Regions from separate parts of the Homo sapiens genome. Here region 2 is linked to region 1. The links are chromatin contacts, found by Hi-C in ENCODE. All regions are on one chromosome and are shown on one strand. Each heading gives the region's core, a stretch centred on a gene start or an enhancer-like site at or near the end of the contact. The rest is flanking DNA. Distances are from core to core; before and after follow the strand shown.

Region 1 (2,552 bases), core at 1-2,500:
TCCCCTATGACCTTTCCCCCAAACTGACACTTTCTCTAAAATGTCCATTCCCGTAGCTAAAACACAGGTAACATTTCCTTGAAATTCAATACAACAAAAGTTCATTAACCAAAACTGAAGGAAATACTGAAATGAGATTGCACCTGTGGGATGATGGTTTTAATCTACATATAAATTTCAATTGTTTTAAAACCCAAATTGATTAACGGTACTACAGTTCCCAAGGAAGGCTTCAGGTAAGATGCTTATCATTCGGGTTTCTGCGTGGGACTAACAGGTTACTAGCAGCTCATGGGCAGCAATGACCCTAGGATGACGCCACGCGTGAGACGGCAAAGGGTGAGGGGTGAGGAGCGAGTCCGGCAGGTCCACTGGAGACTCCGAGCCCAAACCCCGCTCCCCTGAGCCGACCCGACTCGCCTCCTAGGTCTGGGGCGGCAACTAACAGCGCGCCCGGAGCACGTCCACAGGTTCAACCCGAAAAGCACAAGGGTCGGCCGTCCAGCGACCTCTCTTACCAGGGGGTCATAGAGCACCACGGAGCAGGACGTGCCAAAGGCCAGAAGTCCTCTGGGCCCAGAGCTCCAGTTCAGGACTCCCCGCACCCGGTTTGGGCAGCAAAACACGTGAGAAGTCTCCAGCACGGGTGCCACCATGTCGCCAACTGGTCAGCCGCACAAACAAGAGACGCGCACTTCCGCCCTCGGAGCGGAACTACTAGGGTGGTTTCTCCTGAGGCATCACCCAGTCCACGTTTCGCAGCCAGCCGAGGGCCAGACGGAGGCAGCCCCGCCCCCCTGAGACTCTCCGTTCCCACCGCAGGCTGGAACCCCTGTGCAAGGCCGCCGCTTTGCTAGCTCTGCTCTTGGACCGTGGCCCCGCTCCGCGAACGAGCCAGGCCTTTGTCTCAAGAGCGAAATCCGACCCGAGTGGCTCGGGACCCTCCCGAAGGACCCGGGGCTCATGTGCCTGGGGCAGCGTCAGAAACATCTCGCTGCCCCTTACGACCCGGCTCCCAGCAGCAGCCAGGGCTGGCCCCGGGGGCGCTGGCTAGCGAGTAGGGCCTCGAGGAAATGACCCCCAACTGCTTACAATGCGCTAGGGCCGCGCCACGCCCCCGCGGCGTCGGCGAACACACGGAAAAGCGGATCCGTCTGCGGAGCCGGGTTCCGGGGTCGCACTGCGCATGCCCTGCAGTCCTGGGCGAAGGGGGCGGTGGTTCCCCGCGGCGCTGCGCGCGGCGGTAATTAGTGATTGTCTTCCAGCTTCGCGAAGGCTAGGGGCGCGGCTGCCGGGTGGCTGCGCGGCGCTGCCCCCGGACCGAGGGGCAGCCAACCCAATGAAACCACCGCGTGTTCGCGCCTGGTAGAGATTTCTCGAAGACACCAGTGGGCCCGTTCCGAGCCCTCTGGACCGCCCGTGTGGAACCAAACCTGCGCGCGTGGCCGGGCCGTGGGACAACGAGGCCGCGGAGACGTGAGTCTTTCAGGTCCGGGAGCAGGGCGGCTGGGAGGGGAGCTCCTCAGGCCAGACAGGCGTGGCGGGGTAGGGGTGGTTCTGCGGAGAACCGGATCCTGCGGACCGGGCAGGGGGGCTACAGAAAGAGGATGCTGGGGGGAGCCCGCCGCAGGCGCCCACTCACCCTAGAGAGCCGGACTTCTTAAGGTGCTCAGATGGGCTTCGGGGTGCAACGGAGGATTTTTTGAGGAAAAGATCCGTACTTTTCATCCCATATTCGAAGAAGGGACTGACGTGTTTAGAAATAAAAAGCTTTTAGAAGAGAGCTTTGTGCCCTCTTTTCCGTTTTCTGTACTCGCCTTTTTCTCTAAGGCCCTTCCCTTCTGCTTTCCTTTTTCCTCCAGCACACACCAACTTGCAGGAAAGGAGATCCTTCAACGGGTCCACGACCGCGCTCAGCATCCTCCCTGGAGAAAGGCTCGGAGCTGTCCCCTGTGCTAGTCCCCTCCCACCCCGCTCCTCGCCTCTCTCCTGGGAATGATTTCTAAATGTTTATCTTTTACCTAGTAAAAGAATTCCCGAAACTTCAAGCCCCAAAGATTCCTCTTTCAGGAGCCTCGTTCTACGCCGTACCTCCATTTCCCACTGTTCCCTGTATGATACCTCGCACTTGTGCAACACATGAGTTTAACGAGTACTTGTAATATACATTCCTTCATGTGTTTTCCTCCTTCGCCTTGCAAAATAGGTTTTACCGGTATTTTAGATAAGGTAATGAATGCGAGAGCCCTGTCCAAAGAACAGCTGACCGTGGTAGAGCTGGATAGCCCCATGCTCTTGCTTAGTTGTAAACTTGACGTCTGCGTCTTTTGCTGGAGATGTGAGTTTGACCACCATCACCTCCACCGTTGGTGCTGGACATCCTGCTGGATCTGAATTAACTGAATTCTGGCTCTGCTTAACTGAATTCTGCTTTTCAAGCTCCAACTCAATTGCTTCCTCCTCTTTGGGGCACAGGCCTTTGGTTCCAAACACTACTGTGGATGATTAACAGCCTGTGATTAAATGTTGACTGGTTTGTAGTAACACAAGGA
Region 2 (2,552 bases), core at 24-2,523, 510 kb after region 1:
AAGAGGAATAACTAAAATTTTTTAAAGATGTATTTAAACTAAACATACCAAAGAATATATACTTTTTAATGAATACAAGATTATTTTACAGGTTTAGACTACATTTAATGTAAATAATGTTAATTATGAATGAAAATGATGTAAAATTATTTTCCTAATGGTACTGCACATAATGCTATCTCATTGCACAAGAAAAATCAGAGCAGTTAACAGTTTTGCATTTTGCTGTGCTGTTAACTGCAGTAGTGCTCTCTATACATGTTAAGTGCTTGGCTATCAAAAAAAAAAAAAAAGAACAGCAAAGCAGTCTTAAAAGATGAAACCTTTATCTGCTAGAGCAAAGTTTATGGTTTCATTATAAAGAACCCTAATCTGAAGAGTTATCGAAAAGAAAAGAAGAAGAGAAAGGGAGAGAAATAATTTTTAAAATAGGTATTGTTTTTATTTTTTTAAGGAAAGCTTTTTTAAAAAAACTAAATGTGCTATGTTGATCTTGTTTTGAGTTTTGAATCTACAAATCAACTTAAAAAGACACTTTAGGGACCACTGAGGAAATATGATTATGAACTGGGTTACAGATGCTACTAAGCAATCACTGTTAATTAGGAATGTTAACAGCATTGTGGTCATATTCAAAATGTTCTCATTTTAAAGGATCTATACTGAAGAATGTTAGAGGTAAAATGACATGATGTCTTCCATTGCTTTAAAATACTTGGGCTTAAGAGCAGGGGAGTGAGGTTAGATTGAGAGGTGGAACACAAGTGGGAAAATGTGTTTGCTGAATCTGGAGAATGGATACAGGTTTAAGAGGGCTCGTTTCACTGTTCTGTCTACTTTTATATATGTTAGAATTTCTCGAAATATGATGTTAAAACAAAGAAGTAACTTTTAAACGTGTTTCAGATAGCTAAACGCTAAATTAGGATTTAACATCTTACTTTGGATTTAACATCTTACTTTGGCAGGCCAAATACTGCATACACTGGTGTTCTGTGAACAAAAGCAAGGCATATAGTAGACATTTGTTCACTTAACAAATTTGTTAACTGCCCTACTATATGCCAAGCATTTTACCAGACCATATGAGAACAAAGATGAGTTAGACAACATCACTGTCCTTAGGGAGGAAATGGTCAATATAAATACCTGTAATAAATGATTCTTGGTGGTGTGAGAGAAGAGTCTAGAGAACAGTAGCCACAGACAGGAAATGGAGGGGGGAGCTGTCTGAATGCCTGCAATGCGCCGCTTGCATTACATTCACCCGTCACTGCTGCTCAAATGGGGAAGGAACTACTCATAAAGTTTTGTTTGTTTTCATACCACACCTCACTCTGGCATAAATGAGTCAGGATCTATGGTTACAGGGTTCCTCAGTGGCTTAGGCATTAGAGAGAGAATTTTATCCTAATAACAACCCTTTCAAGTGGGTTTTATCTTCATTTTCAGCTGAGGAAGCTGAAGAGTCAGAAGTTTGAGGGGTGGACCATACTAGAGGACTGGAAGGTCTGAGAAGTCACAGAATTTGAAGAGTGGTGCCAATACAAAGGAGGAGAGAGCTCTGAAAAAGGAGTCTGAGACGATGCTAACTGCCACAGAGAAAGATTACGTGACACTGGAAGCTGTTTCTGCCAAGTATTCAGCAAGCTACCATGAATGTGGAGATTAAAACACAACACTAAAACACTAGAAGGTTTTACAACCTGTGCTAAGCAAAAGGAATCAAACATTACTCAAGACTTCAGGTGAGGATATGCAAGCCTTAGTACTTCTCATTAGCCATATGCAATGCAGGTCAGATAAAAAAAACACCCAGTGTCCAAAGCAATAACAGCTATATTTCTTTTAATAGAGATATAAATTAAACAGGAGAATAAAAGCATAACAACAATTACCAAGCACTTACTGTGTGCTGAGCACTTTGATGGGCACTGTATAACAATACTCCCAACAACCCAGTAAGCCAGGTACTATTATGCACACCATCTTACAGATAGGAAAACTGACACTTTAAAAAGTTAGGTAATTTGGCCAGCGTCACATAGACTATACATGTCAAGGCCAGAATTCAAAATTAGTCAGGTCCCAGCAACTATGATGAAACCCACAAACCTGTATCCTTTACCTTGTCTACCTCTGCAATTTACATAAATTAAATCATATTATAATGTATTCTTCTGCTACCTTTTAAATCCAACATTACGTTTTTAAGACTCATCCATATTGATGTAGTTCACTAACTTTGGTGTCATAGAGCAAGGGGTGGCAAACTAGTATTTTTGTAAATAAAATTTTATGGGAATGCAGCCACTCTCATTCATTTATATATGGTTTACAGCTGCTTTTGCACTACAACGTCAAAGTTGTTGGCCTTTACAGAGACTGTACGGCCTGCAAAGGCTAAAATACTTACTATCTGGCCCTTTACAGAAAAGTCTGCCAACCTCTGCCATGGAGTAGTGCAGTGGTATACTTGACAATGTCCAACTTTTACAATTTTGTCAATGTAGCTTTAATTTGTATTTCCCTGAAAACAACTGTTTACTGGC

The links. Hi-C counts contacts between places; a loop is a spot of excess contacts on that map. Pooled maps may share reads with other maps.
Region 2: a pooled map shows a loop between it and region 1 (9-fold over the local background). The contact joins the enhancer-like site here to the promoter of SLC39A6 in region 1. A Hi-C loop is called at or near these places in 1 of 37 single-sample maps with no recorded cell type and 9 of 50 pooled maps.

Annotation. Positions count from the first base shown.
Region 1 is chr18:36,128,038-36,130,589 of GRCh38, reverse strand. It overlaps SLC39A6 (solute carrier family 39 member 6), which reads left to right and starts at 1,250. Exons shown (of 10, transcript NM_012319.4): 1 at 1,250-1,476. ELP2 (elongator acetyltransferase complex subunit 2) reads right to left here and starts at 691. Exons shown (of 22, transcript NM_018255.4): 1 at 519-691. The coding sequence starts at 656. RefSeq lists enhancers at 440-649, 441-946, 810-999, 1,030-1,324, 947-1,452.
Region 2 is chr18:35,615,777-35,618,328 of GRCh38, reverse strand. The region is part of intron 1 of GALNT1 (polypeptide N-acetylgalactosaminyltransferase 1); the gene reads right to left. Among named protein-coding and RNA genes, the nearest start is that of MIR3975, 25 kb to the right of the region's middle. Within about 2 kb of position 1,273, at least 20 of the 41 ENCODE cell types and tissues checked have a DNase peak (open chromatin) inside an H3K27ac peak, as active enhancers do.